Regions from separate parts of the Homo sapiens genome. Here regions 1 and 2 are each linked to region 3. Evidence: chromatin contacts called from ENCODE Hi-C or POLR2A ChIA-PET data. All regions are on one chromosome and are shown on one strand. Each heading gives the region's core, a stretch centred on a gene start or an enhancer-like site at or near the end of the contact. The rest is flanking DNA. Distances are from core to core; before and after follow the strand shown.

Region 1 (4,586 bases), core at 489-2,988, 1.3 Mb before region 3:
CCACCATAGCAGCCAGCAGCAGGGGCCAGGAAGAGCCCATGCCCTCCCCAGGCCCACATAGGGCTCCCATTGGCCTGCACCCTCCAGAACAGAAGAGCGGCTGACCCCTGATGAAGTGCCCACTAGGTGCCCGCTGCTAGGTGCTTCCTCCTGCTCACTCTGAGGCTGCACTTCCAGCAGTGGAGGCCTTTCCAGCAAGAAGAATGGAAACAATAGCGAGATGTGTGCAGCCAGTGTACCCTGGTGAGCACCGGCTCTGCGCCAGGTGCTACGCTGAGAGAACGCCTCAGAGCTCTTTACTATTCACCACCCCACACCACACTCCCACGTCCACAGAAGCAGGTGCGATTACTTCCAATTTACAGAAAAGGAAACTGAGGCCCAGAGACACCAGGGAGCTTGCTGGGGTGAAGCAGCTGCAGGTTCAGAAAGCCAGGAGGCAGCCCATTCATTACGGCTATGTCCGGTTTGGAAATCTCTCGCACAACCCAGCCTACTGAAACTCCGACGCACCAAAAACATCCTTTCCTCTTCCTGAAAAAAAAAAAATTCCCCTTTTGCCCTCCGAGTTTCATCCTTCCCCCTCCGCATGACAAATCCTGCTGCTGCCACCTCACAAAAATTTCCAGGAAGGCCAGCTACTTGGAGAAGAGCAAATCCCTTGCACAGCCAGCACCCTGGCCTGGCGGCTGGCCCAGATCCCAGGCAGCCAGGACAAGAATAAGATGGGGTGAGAACCCCCAGTGCAGGGAGAAGCTTGCAACTCAAGACAGAGAGAGGCCGGTAGAGAGGGGGCTGTACCTTAGGGAGGGGTGGGAGGACAAGGAAGGTTCCTGGGAGCCCAGGGCTGCAGGACAGGGTGCAGGCCAGCCAGGGAAGGGGCAACATAGGGCCTATAAGGATAAGAAGAGCTGGGGGAGAGAAGGACGGGGAGTTCCGAGCTGGGGTGTAGCCAGAGCACCCGCATAGGGGGTACAGTGAGGTCCGCAACAACAGGAGCACTCTGGGGCCCAGATGGAGACTCAAGTTAAATCCCAACCTGGATACAGCCCTGGGACCCGAAGCTAGAAATGGGACTGGGTGCTGCCCAAGGACCCAGGTGAAGGCCAGTGTGAATCTCACCTGGGTCCCGCTGAGGGAGAAGACTGGGAGAGTTCATGTCCAGGCTGCAGCCATAAGGCCCAAATGAGGTCAGAATGAGGCTCCTGACTTGGATGGGGTGAGCAGAACAAAGTCCTAGTCTGGGTCCAGCCTGGGTGATCTCGGGCCTGAGTGCAGTCCCAAGGCCTAACGTGGGGGTCCAGGTGAGGGCCCAGGCGGGGGCTGGTCCCGGGACCCCGAACAGGAAGGGGTTCCGGGACCGGACGCCGCTGCCAGGTCGAGAACAGGATGGGGTGGGACCAAAGAAAGGTCGGGGTTTGCAGCCCGGCCCCAGATTAGGCGCGGGGTCAGGCCGAGGTCCCGGCCGGGAGCGCCTACCTTTGGACTGGGGCATGCTGGCGGGCTGGCTCGAGGCGGGCGACTCCATGCTGCAAGTGGGTCCTGGACGGCGGTGGAGACTAATCTAGAGGACTGCGGGCTCCACCGGGGCCGAGCACGCTCATGGCTGCGGGCAGACGGCCCAGGCCAGGCGGAGGAGCAGCGGCGGCGGCGGCGGCGGCGGCGGCGACTGCGGCGAGGACTGCGGCGGCGACTGCAGCAAGGACGAGTCCGCGACGGGCGGCGCCGGAGACAGACTGGGCAGCGCCGGGGAGACCCCGGCCGAACTGCGCTGACTCAGGCCCCGCCCCTGCGTGCCCGATTGGTCCTTTCGTTTCCAAGGCCCGTCCTCTGCCTATCAGACGCCGGCCTGTCCCTGCCTGTCAAGCACACGCCCCACCCTCCTTAGGCCCAGGATCCGGGCCCCTCCCGCTCTCTGTCAAGTCCGCCAGCCGCCCGAAAAACCCAGGTCCGGTCAGGCTCCGCCCCCTGGACTAAAGCCGCGCCCCTCGCGCTGCCCGTCAACATGCAAGCCCCACCCACTCCCGGGACCCACTGAGCCCGCTGCTCCCTGCAGGCGCCCAGGCCCAGCCCGGCACCCCCAGACCCGCAGCCCCGGCGGGTGCGATGCGCGGGCGCGTTCTCCTGGGTGCGTCGTCTGGAAAAAACCCGAGATCCCTAAAGGTGGCACGGCTGGGCCTGCCGAAGTGGGCGGGGGTTAAAAGTGCGCTGCTGGGCTGCCTCCTGGCTCTCTGAACCTGCAGCTGCCTCACCCTAGCAAGCTCCCTAGTGTCTCTGGGCCTCAGTTTCCTTTTCTGTAAATTGGACCCGGGTTCGGATCCGAGTCGGCAGCTTTGTAGCGGAACTAGCCTTGGTCAGGTGGTGACACCTGAGCCTCAGTCTACGCATCTGTGAGCGGGCGGCGGTGACAGCTATCTCCCGGCGCTGCTCGCTAACACGCACTGAGGGCCTGGCGCCAGCAAACGTCGCCCGCGCCCGCGCTCCAGGCGCCCGGCCAGGGCGCGGGGTCGGTGGTGAGCTCAGCGATGCCCGGTGACGAGGCAGCACGAGGAGTTTTCGTGGCTGGTTACTGCTGCCCCTGTTCTACACAGGGGGAAACCGTGTCTCAGAGGGAGTGAGGCGGCATGCGGTGCATTTTATCCCGCGAGCCCCGAGGCCCCATCCTGGCTCTCTCCTGGACCTTCGTTCTCTCCTCTCCTCCTAGGATCTCAGTCTGCCCATCTGCATAATGGCTGGATGGGCCAGTCCTCCCTCTGCTCCCACACGGAACCTCGGGGGATTTCAGGAACCGCTGACCAATCTGGCGCTGGGAACAGATGACTCTGGATGTAAAGCCAGGGCTAGTGAAGGCAGAATGTACCAGGCAAAGGTCAAGGGGTCAGCCCCTGGCCTCCAGGCAGACATGTGTACCCTGTCAGGGACCTCACGTGAGGGAAGCAGATTCCACCACCTGCTAGAAAGGCTTGAGGCCGGGCCTGACCTCTGCTTGCCCAGGTGTAAAGTGGGGGTGATGCAGGGCCCCATGCACAGAGTGGGGAGCCACAGGAGATAAGAGGGAAGCCTTGCAGCCATCACCATTCTCTTCCTGCGTCTCCTGTTCACCCTTCCCAGGCAGTGGGATGGAAAATCATGAGTCTGGGGCTCAGATAGGTATGGGTTCCAATACCAATTCCTCCACTTACTAGCTGGATGACCTTAAAGAAGTCACTGAGCAGCTCTGTGCCTCAGTTTACCTATCCCATGGGGACAATAAGGTCTCTGAAAGCGTTTCATGAGTTCAGGAGTGGAAACACCTGGCCTAGGGCTTGGCACTCACTAGGTGCCCAGGAAATGTGAGTTTGAAAACACTGTGGGCTGCCTCCATCCTTGCCATATCATCCCTGGTGACCTGTGCTTATCCGTCTGTAAAATGGGCATCCAGGAGCAGCTTCCTTTCTACCAGAACTGCAAGGCTAGTCCAGCGAGTTTTCTGGGTTCAGGCACTGGCCAACAGCCTTGACTTCTGCACAAGGCCACACTCCGCCTTGTGCACTCTGCTTCTTGGGATGTTCAAGAGTCTCAGTATTGCCCCTCAAATGTGCCAGGGATGGTCCTGCCGCAGCAGCTTCACCCTTGCTGCTCCTGCCCAGAACATTCTTCCACTCAAGCCTCCTGGGGCTGGTTCCCTCTCATCCCTCAGACCGCTTCCTAAATGAACACCCCTAAGAGGCCTTCTCATCATGGTCCCCAGACTGAGGCACAACACTTATGCTGCTGATGTCTTTGTTACTGACTCAGTTTTTAACACAGCTCTCCCTCCAGACCATCCGAGCCTCATTCCCTGCTGTGTTCCCAATGCATAGCCCAGAACCAGGCACATAGTAGGTGCCTGATAAATATTTGAGGAATGAAAAAAGGAAGGAGGAAAGCATCCACAGACCAGGGTGAAGCGACTCCAGTCCCGTGCCAACCTCCTTGGCGGCCAGATGACTCAGACAGGCCCTCGCATACAAGGAGTTTGGGGATTAGTCAGGAGCCCGATAAACAGCTCAGGAATCACAAAACTCCATGTGAGTGCTATAAATAGATGCATGAGCAAAAGTCCCAGGAGGGTGCCTGGGTGATGCAGCCATCTCCATCTGGGTGGGGACAAGGAAGGCCTCTCAGAGGAGGTGATTTTGAGACTGGACTTTTAAGGACCAGTAGGAGCTTACCAGGCAGAGAAGCAAGAAGAGCATCCCTGGAAAGGAACAGCAGAGGCAATGGGTTGGAGATGTAAAAAGGGCCACACATGAGGACCAGGTGAGGGCCAGACTGGGATGCACAGCTGCACCACTGGAGCTCAAGAAGTACCATCAAGAACCATCAGAGACAAAGGTCTCTTGCTGGCTTGCTATAGTGACATCTCTTGATTTCTTTCTGTCTGTAAGTGGCACAGTCAGATTGGGGAACTCCATGACCATGCAGAAAGCAGAATAAATGTTTGACATGGGTCACAAGAGGCTGCCTCTTACCTTGATTCCTAGGAGAAAAGTCCCAAACCTGCTCTCTGTGGATGCAGGAAACTGAGTCTCTGGATGGGAAGGATTGTGGCCAAAGTCAGGATG
Region 2 (4,559 bases), core at 593-3,092, 1.1 Mb after region 3:
GGAGTTTGAGACCAACCTGACAAACGTGGTGACACCCTGTCTCTACTAAAAATACAAAAAATTAGCCGGGCGTGGTGGCGCATGCCTGTAATCCCAGCTACTCAGGAGGCTGAGGCAGGAGAATCGCTTGAACCCGGGAGGCAGAGGTTGCAGTGAGCTGAGATCGCGCCACTGCTCTCCAGCCCGGGAGACAGAGCAAGACTCTGCAAAAAAAATAAAAATAAAAAAACTTATTATGTATGTTTATTAGTGATGTGCCTCACTCCAAGGAAATCTGTTTTTAATATCAATATTGATGAGAATTTGAAGGGCAAATTCTAAACCGAATTACTCTTCCACTCCTGTATGATCCCAGGCTCTGCTTATCTCTCCAACACAATGTTAACTCATGCCTAACATCTGAGTGTTCACAATGCTTATGACAACCCAGTGAAGCAAGCACTAGAATGAGACCCATTTTAGACAGGGAAGCTAGGTTTCCAGATGAAGAAACTTACTCAAGGCTGCAAAGCCTCTAAGCAGCAAAAATAGCTCGGTCTCAGCATGATTTGTAGTAGTTAGTCCTATGCAACAGTGGGCTGCACAGCCTGTCTCTCAACCCACACAGAAAACGACTTGGCACCCCGCTGAATTCTGCATACAGAGAGCAAAATAGGACAAATACCCAGATTTTGAAAAATGTCTATTGTAAACATGCCTTGTTTGGAAAACAATTTATATAATAGTGCCAAAGAAAGAAAACAGAAGTTTGATTCGGTATTTCCACTTCGGGTAATTATCCCAAGGAAATAAGGAAAAAGCTATATGCTCAGTGATGGTGGTCAACATAAGACTTTTCAAAGAACAAGTACACCAGACCTGTGTAAAGGTTCCATAATAAAGTAATTAAGTAAAACACAGAATAGAAATTCAATAAATATTCAACACGACGCAAAAGTATCTATGAATGACTTTAAGTGGAACGAGCTCAAATCACAACTGAGTAATAATGGTACACACGAGGGCAGCAGGAAAGGAATATGGACAAAAAGGATATGCTTTAGTGGGGTTCAATAATGTGGGTGAATTATTTCTATTTGTGCAATTAAATTTTTTAAACACTAGAGATCACACCTCAAGCCCCAAAGCCCCATTCCGCATTTTCATACTCCTTTCAAAAGCTAAACACCCAAACGGAGCCAACATTAACATAAGAGAAAAATTATTATCATCAAGCAGAATACTTAAAAATTTCATCACGGTTCCCCCTCAATCTCTGCTGGGGTGAGTTCTGAGTTGGATAAAATCATCCTTTAGGAGGTGAGAGATATATTCGTAACTAGCAAAGCCAGGTAAATTAAAATCAGGGGCTCCGTGTCAGCTTAGGGACGGAGAATGGCTGGGTCTGGGCTTGCTTTCAGGGCTGCTCACCACAGGTCCCATCATCAGGGTTCGACTCCCCAGCGGCGCCTCAGGGAGAGGAGAGAGCCCAGGCACCGGACGCCCGTCCCCCGCCCCCGCCGACCCCTGGCGGGAGAGGAAGAAGGGAGGGAAAAATGGAAGGGCCGCGGGCGCGAGATCGCCCCAGTGAGCCCCCAAGCAGCCACCACCCAGGGACCCCGACCCGTCCGCCTGCCGGCGCCGCGGGCTCCCCGCCCCTTGCACCTGCGCCCCGCAATGCCGGAGCCAGCCAGCCCTCGCTGCCGCTCGCCACTGGCTCCCGCCCGCCTACCTGGCCCCGACCCCAGCCCCGGCCCCGCCGCAGCCTCAGCTGCAGAAGGAAGAAAGCGCCGGGTCTCCTGGCGGCCTCTCTAGGAGCAAAATGGCGACTCCATGCACAAGATTGGCGTCCGCGGTGACTGCGAGGCCGGTGGGCGGGGAGGGGCGAGGGCGGGACTAGAGCCCGGACAGCGGAGGCACCTAGCTGGGGGCTGTGGGCGTGGCCCACCAGTGGGTAAGGCGCGGGGCAGTGGGTGTAGCCACAGGGGTGGAGTCGGGCTGGCACGATGGGCGGGGCGGTGGGCGGGGATGCGCCTGTTTTGGTCCCTGGGGAGCTGCTAGCCCCACACCAACTGTGACAGCCCAGGCAGGTTACAAGGAATGAATGTGGACAGAGTATGACATTTGGAATTACAAATACCTGGGTTCAAGCCTCCACTGGCCTGTAACCTTGGACAAGTCATTTCAACCCTCTGAGCTTGTTTCCTCATCTGAAAAACAAAGATAGCAGCACCCATTCCATAAGACTGTTGTGAGGATTAAATGAGACAATACGGCCAGACGCGGTGGTTCACGCCTGTAATTCCAGCACTTTGCGAGGCTGAGGCGGGCGGATCACGAGGTCAGGAGTTCGAGACCAGCCTGACCAACATGGTGAAACCCCCATCTCTACTAAAAATACAAAAAAAAAAAATTAGCCAGGCGTGGTGGTGCGCGCCTGTAATCCCAGCTACTCAGGAGGCTGAGGCAGGAGAATCGCTTGAACCCGGGAGGCAGAGGTTGCAGTGAGCCGAGATCGCGCCACTGCTCTCCAGCCTGGGTGACAGAGCAAGAGTCCATCTCAAAAACAAAACAAAACAAAACAAAACTGTGCTAAAAGCACAGTTCTGGGTGTATAATAAATGATCAGTTTTTTGTTCGTTTGTTAGTTTTTTGTTTTGAGACGGAGTTTCGCTCTGTTGTCCAGGCTAGAGTGCATCGGCGCGATCTCAGCTCACTGCAAACTTCGTCTCCCGGGTTCAAGCGATTCTCCTGTCTCAGCCTCCCGAGTAGCTGGGATTACAGGTGTGCGCCACCACGCCCGACTAATTTTTTGTATTTTTAGTAGAGACAGGGTTTCACCATGTTGGCCAGGCTGTTCTCAAACTCCTGACCTCAAGTGATCCGCCCGCCTCCGCCTCCTAAAGTCCTGGGGTTACAGGCGTGAGCCATCGCGCCCAGCCATTATCAGTTATTATCGTTATTTGCCTTGTCGCCTTTTTTTCTTTTATTATAAAGGAATTAGTACTTTTGGTATCCATTGCCTAAGTTCTTTATAACTTAGGTAATGTTTACTCTTTATTGTATGTATAACATAATAATAGCAAACACATGGTCCTCTTTTAAGTGCTTTACATATATTAACGGTAACTTATTTAATCCTCACAAGAGCATAAGGTAGGTGTTGTTATCCTCTCCATTTTAATAGTTGTGGGAACTGAGACGACGACGTTAAATAACTTTTCCAATGACAAAGCAGTGGACAGAATTTCGACCCAGGAGGCTTTGCACCAGTCTTCACTTACCTAATCCCTATACCACATCTTCTCTCCAATTCTGCTTTGGATTTTTCACAATAATGAGGCATGAAATATTCATCAGAGGTTGCAGAGCTAGCTAGAGTCTTTATGGTTCAACGTCTTATTTTAGAAACGAAGAATACAAGCATCTCAACTAACGAATTGTAAATTAGGTGAGACTTCGTGAAATGGAGTCGTTTGAAACATTTCCTTTGCCTGACAACTTTACAGGGACATACCTCTTTGTAAAGAGCAAGACCCATGAGCCCAGTGATTATCTGCATACCAAAATTGATTCCTCTTCAGCGGTACCTCGGCTGGGCTCACGTCCCTTCTGCGCTGGCATCTAACTCCGGTCACAACCCCCACCTCTCTGCTGTGGCTGGCGTAGATTCCACGCGTCACATGTTGGCATGTGACTGGATCTGGCCAGTCAGAGAAGTTCATCCCTCTCCGCTCGCTGATTCGCTCCAAAGATAGGCTACTGAGCCAATCGGAGCCCACGAAACACCGTCTCCATCCCTGCGCCGGGACTGGAGAGGCTTACTCTCTCCTGCTGATGCTGCAGCTGCTGGGATGCCAGGAGGGGAACCGCCTGAGGAAAGTGCTGAGAGAAAAGAGAGGGAGGGATACAGACCGGGCCCAGATGAGTTTGCGCTGAATCTGAAGTCGGTAGGTCCCTGGACATTTCTATTATGGAAGCCAAGAAGAACCTCCCCTCCACCCTCTGAAGCCAGTGTGGATCGGGTTTCTGGCACTTGCAGTGTCTGCACGGTCTCCTCTCCTTCCTTCTCCATTGCCCTTTCTCACCCGCCTGGGCCCGCCACCCTGAACTACCGGGACACATGCTGTTCCTGCCTCCAGGCGTGCACTTCTTCCTGCAGCCTCCTCCCCTACTAACTCCTTCTTGAACTTGATAGCTCCATTGTCACTTTCGAGTCTTCCCTAAACCACTCCCTTCCCAAATAAAACTGTTTCATGTATTTTTCTTTCATTGGGCTTATCACGATTTCTAATTAAGTGTTTGGGTGGTTATTTGACAAATATCACCACCTCAGCCCCTGTACACTGTAAGCCCCATGAGGGTGGGCTCTTCGTCCCTCCTGCTGATCACTGTTTCCCAGGGCCTGGCACAAGTATGGTACTCAAGAAATGTCTGGAAAATTGAGTGCCTTATCCTTTCTGGAAAGAAAATGGGCAGTAGCGCAGCATTATATAGTGTTTGCACCATACAAGAATAATATTACTGGAAAAAAAAAAACTTTTCTAAGAGACAGAGTCTTGCTCTGTTGCCCAGGCTGG
Region 3 (4,878 bases), core at 1,494-3,993:
AGGAGATTTAGAGGAACTTAGAGTCCTCCGCCTCCAACTCTGTGGGATCTGCTCCCGTGCCAGAGACATTCAGGGGATTTCTCGCACTCTCCCCTCCCCTACGTCCCTCCCGCCCCATCCAACTAACCACACAACACATACAAAATAGCCCCTGCGAGGTTCTGCACGCTGGAAGGGAACAGGAGAAGGGCGCTGCGCTTTCTTGCTGATGCCCTGTACTTGGGCCCCTGGTAGACACAGCCACTTGTCCCCTCAGCCTGCAGAGAAATCCCACGTAGACCGCGCCCGGGTCCTTGGCTTCAGCCAATCTCCCTTTGGTGGGGGTGGGATGCACGATCCAAGGTTTTATTGGCTACAGACAGCGGGGTGTGGTCCGCCAAGAACACAGATTGGCTCCCGAGGGCATCTCGGATCCCTGGTGGGGCGCCGCTCAGCCTCCCGGTGCAGGCCCGGCCGAGGCCAGGAGGAAGCGGCCAGACCGCGTCCATTCGGCGCCAGCTCACTCCGGACGTCCGGAGCCTCTGCCAGCGCTGCTTCCGTCCAGTGCGCCTGGACGCGCTGTCCTTAACTGGAGAAAGGCTTCACCTTGAAATCCAGGCTTCATCCCTAGTTAGCGTGTGACCTTGAGCAGTTGACTTTATTTTTCAGTGCCTAGTTTTCCAGATACCAGGACTGACTCCAAGGACTATTACTCATCTGGAGGGTTTAGCACAGTACCGTCGCATAGTAAATTTCCATGTCAGTTTTGGTTACCTTTCATGCACTTGCAAACATGCCATGCTCTGAAACGAAATAGGCACATCTTTTTTTTTTTTTTTTTTAAGGAGTCTTCCTCTCGCCCAGGCTGGAGTGCAGTGGCGCGATCTTGGCTCACTGCAACCTCCACCTCCCGTGTTCGAGATTCTCCTGCCTCAGCCTCCTGATTAGCTGGGACTACAGGCATGCCACGACGCCCAGTTAATTTTTGTATTTTTAGTAGAGACGGGGTTTCGCCATCTTGGCCAGGCTGGTCTAACTCCTGACCTCAGGTGATCTGACTGCCTCAGCCTCTCAAAGTGTTGGGATTACAGGCATAAGCCACTGCATCTGGCCAGAAATGAAATAAGTAAATCTTTTAACCTGCTCTAACAATATAGTGAAAAGACCATATTATTATTAGAGCAGGTTAAGGGATTTGCCTATTTCGGGTTCTAGTTATAGTCTTAAACTTGGACATTCTTGTAGAAAGTAAAAAGTTTCCTCTTCAAAGTTCCCCTTCTTGTTAAAGAATACATCATAAGTGTTAGAAGTAATAGTTTATTTTAAAGACTAACTTTCTTCAAGCCTCCTTGCTTTGTGCTAATAACTCTTTGTTAAGCCCTATCCTATGTAACTGTTGGACATGCTCACAGGCACGTTCCAGTTCACAGCCTATGCCCCTTCCTTATTTGGAAATGTTATTGCTTCCTTAAACCTTTCGGTAAGCAACTTCCTCTCCTTCTTCGTTCTTCCTTGCACTTACCTATTTAGAAAGTTTTAGGCTATTAGCAAATCGGCTATCAGTTTAAGAGTGTGAGGTCCCGCTCCAGCCAATGGATGCAGGACATAGCAGTGAGGACGACCCAAATGCGTAAGGGATAAATATGTTTGCTTTTCCTTTGTTCAGGTGTGCTCTCGACATCGTTCCATCTGCGATTGAGCACCCTTTCTGCAGAAAGTAAAGATTGCCTTGCTGGAGATCTTTTGTCTCCGTGCTGACTTTTCTTCGTGGCACCGATTATCTATTTCTAACAATTTTGGTATTTCTAACATTCTGAACAATCTTGGGCTAGTTGTCTCTTCTGGGCCTGTTTCCCCATCCGTCACATGATAAACTTCATTGGTTTAAAAACCCCAGCGAACATTTATTGAGTTACTATTACCTTCCTGCCCTCCCCAACCCCAACCCCAGGGAGCAGTTACAACCTCAGCCGCTGAGCGCACTCGCCGGGTGTTAAGAAGCACCAAAGACAGGGAGGCTTGATTGATTTTGCTTTGGGAGTAGAGGGTCAGAAGATTCACAGGAAAATGGCATTTGAGCAAGGATGATTCACTGGAGCTAGCTTTTAAATACTGGCGAGGCTTTTATGTTGCAGTCCCTTACAAAGTTGAGCATTCGCAGGGACTGCACTCCGAAATAAGCCCGCTTCCCCTTTTCATTCGCTAATGATCCAGGGAGCTGCTGGTTCCGCATGCGGCAGGTTGTGCCTTTTCCTAATCAGGGTTCTGCATCGCCTCGAACCCGCAGGCCGTGGCGGGTTCTCCTGAGGAAGCAGGGACTGGGGTGCAGGGTGAAGCTGCTCGTGCCGGCCAGCGCCTGTGAGCAAAACTCAAACGGAGGAGCAGGAGGGGTCGAGCTGGAGCGTGGCAGGGTTGACCCTGCCTTTTAGAAGGGCACAATTTGAAGGGTACCCAGGGGCCGGAAGCCGGGGACCTAAGGCCCGCCCCGTTCCAGCTGCTGGGAGGGCTCCCGCCCCAGGGAGTTAGTTTTGCAGAGACTGGGTCTGCAGCGCTCCACCGGGGGCCGGCGACAGACGCCACAAAACAGCTGCAGGAACGGTGGCTCGCTCCAGGCACCCAGGGCCCGGGAAAGAGGCGCGGGTAGCACGCGCGGGTCACGTGGGCGATGCGGGCGTGCGCCCCTGCACCCGCGGGAGGGGGATGGGGAAAAGGGGCGGGGCCGGCGCTTGACCTCCCGTGAAGCCTAGCGCGGGGAAGGACCGGAACTCCGGGCGGGCGGCTTGTTGATAATATGGCGGCTGGAGCTGCCTGGGCATCCCGAGGAGGCGGTGGGGCCCACTCCCGGAAGAAGGGTCCCTTTTCGCGCTAGTGCAGCGGCCCCTCTGGACCCGGAAGTCCGGGCCGGTTGCTGAATGAGGGGAGCCGGGCCCTCCCCGCGCCAGTCCCCCCGCACCCTCCGTCCCGACCCGGGCCCCGCCATGTCCTTCTTCCGGCGGAAAGGTAGCTGAGGGGGCGCCGGCGGGGAGTCAGGCCGGGCCTCAGGGGCGGCGGTGGGGCAGGTGGGCCTGCGAGGGCTTTCCCCAAGGCGGCAGCAAGGCCTTCAGCGAGCCTCGACCTCGGCGCAGATGCCCCCTGAGTGCCTTGCTCTGCTCCGGGACTCTTCTGGGAGGGAGAAGGTGGCCTTCTTGCGCGAGGTCAGAGGAGTATTGTCGCGCTGGTTCAGAAGCGATTGCTAAAGCCCATAGAAGTTCCTGCCTGTTTGGTTAAGAACAGTTCTTAGGTGGGGGTTAGTTTTTTTGTGTTTCTTTGAGGACCGTGGATCAAGATCAAGGAAATCTCTTTAGAACCTTATTATGGAAGTCTGAAGTTTCCAAATGTTGAGGGTTTTATGTCTAAAAGCAACACGTGAAAAAATTGTTTTCTTCACCCAGTGCTGTCTTCCAATTTCCTCTTTGGGGGGAGGGGTAGTTACTGCTGTTACTAAAATAAAATTACTTATTGCTAAAGTTCCCCAACAGGAAGACCACTACTTTTGATGACTTTGGCAAGTTTGCTAACTACTGGAACCCTAACTTACAAACGAACTACTTACATTTTTGATTTCCAGTTGTATTACCTGCCCAATGTTTACGTAGAAACAGCTTAATTTTGATTCTGGGTAACGTTGTTGCACTTCATTAAAAATACATATCCGAAGTGAGCAAGTATGGGTCTGTGGACAGCAGTGATTTTTCCTGTCAATTCCTGTTGCTTCAGATAAAATGTACCAGACAGAGGCCGGGCGCGGTGGCTCACGCCTGTAATCCCAGCACTTTGGGAGGCTTGGCGGGTGGATCACCTGAGATCGGGAGTTCAAGACCAGCCTGACCAACATGGAGAAACCCCGTGTCTACTAAAAATACAAAATTAGCCAGGGTGGTGGCGCATGCCTGTAATGCCAGCTACTTGGGAGGCTGAAGCAGGAGAATCGCTTGAACCTGGGAGGCGGAGGTTGCGGTGAGCCGAGATAGCACCATTGCACTCCAGCCTGGGCAAAAAGAGCGAAACTCCGTCTCAAAAAAAAAGTACCAGACAGAAATGGGTTTTGTTTTCTTTTTTTGTTTTGAGACGGAGTTTCGCTCTTGTTGCCCAGGCTCGAGTGCAATGGCGCGATCTCAGTCTCGGCTCACTGCAACCTCTGTCTCCCAGGTTTAATCGATTCTCCTGCCTCAGCCTCCCAAGTAGCTGGGATTACCCATGCCCCACCATGCCCGGCTAATTTTTGTATTTTTAGTAGAAACGGGGCTTCACCATGTTAGGCTGGTCTTGAACCCCTGACCTCAAGTGGGCCTCCCACCTCGGCCTCCCAAAGTGCCAGGATTACAGGCATGAGCCACCGCGGCCAGCCAGAAATGGGTTTTGGAAAAAGCACTAAACAAAATCGAACTTGGTTTCATATGACAGCTCTGCTGCTAACTGTAACAGGGGCAGACCAGTTAACCTACTTTTCTGTCTTCTGTCAGCTGAGAATTAGATGATTCCCAAAGGCCCATTGAACTCTGAATGACTTTAAATACTTCTTCTTAAGTGGGTACACGGTTTTGGTAACTGATGCCAGGTGATGAATGCATGAAAGTGCTTAATGAATGAAACCGGTAAAATAGTAGGAGGAAGCTTTATTGGTAAGGCAGGGGTATACCTAATAGCTCTCTAATTTATTGGTATTGAAGTGGTTAACTTTTGTTTTTTTAAGGGGGGAAAACATTCTAAGAATAATGAGGCAAACTGCATATTGCACAAGAGACTGTTGTCTCTATTCAACAAATACCTTTTGAGTGTCCAGAGTCTGCCAGGTGCTGTGCTAGGCCCTCACGATTGAGTAGTGAACCAGAGAATGTCCCTGCACCCATGGAGCTTATT

What was found. Hi-C counts contacts between places; a loop is a spot of excess contacts on that map. ChIA-PET counts read pairs that join two places held with the same protein, here RNA polymerase II (POLR2A). Pooled maps may share reads with other maps.
Region 1: a loop to region 3 is called in a pooled map, with 10 times the contacts of the local background. The contact joins the promoter of MAP2K3 here to the promoter of AKAP10 in region 3. A Hi-C loop is called at or near these places in 1 of 37 single-sample maps with no recorded cell type and 10 of 50 pooled maps. POLR2A ChIA-PET finds 5 or more read pairs at or near these places in 1 of 52 experiments (PC-9).
Region 2: a loop to region 3 is called in a pooled map, with 14 times the contacts of the local background. The contact joins the promoter of PRPSAP2 here to the promoter of AKAP10 in region 3. A Hi-C loop is called at or near these places in 5 of 50 pooled maps. POLR2A ChIA-PET finds 5 or more read pairs at or near these places in 2 of 52 experiments (H1 and activated CD4-positive, alpha-beta T cell).

What each region holds. Positions count from the first base shown.
Region 1 is chr17:21,281,863-21,286,448 of GRCh38, reverse strand. It overlaps MAP2K3 (mitogen-activated protein kinase kinase 3), which reads right to left and starts at 1,738. Exons shown (of 12, transcript NM_145109.3): 1 at 1,480-1,738. The coding sequence starts at 1,528. RefSeq lists enhancers at 30-89, 2,166-2,666 and a silencer at 1,750-2,279.
Region 2 is chr17:18,855,414-18,859,972 of GRCh38, reverse strand. PRPSAP2 (phosphoribosyl pyrophosphate synthetase associated protein 2) reads right to left here and starts at 1,842. Exons shown (of 12, transcript NM_002767.4): 1 at 1,712-1,842. RefSeq lists a silencer at 1,385-1,744 and enhancers at 1,491-2,063, 3,843-3,902, 3,923-3,972, 3,491-3,991.
Region 3 is chr17:19,975,693-19,980,570 of GRCh38, reverse strand. It overlaps AKAP10 (A-kinase anchoring protein 10), which reads left to right and starts at 2,743. Exons shown (of 15, transcript NM_007202.4): 1 at 2,743-2,979. The coding sequence starts at 2,892. RefSeq lists an enhancer at 1,660-2,373 and a silencer at 2,846-3,035.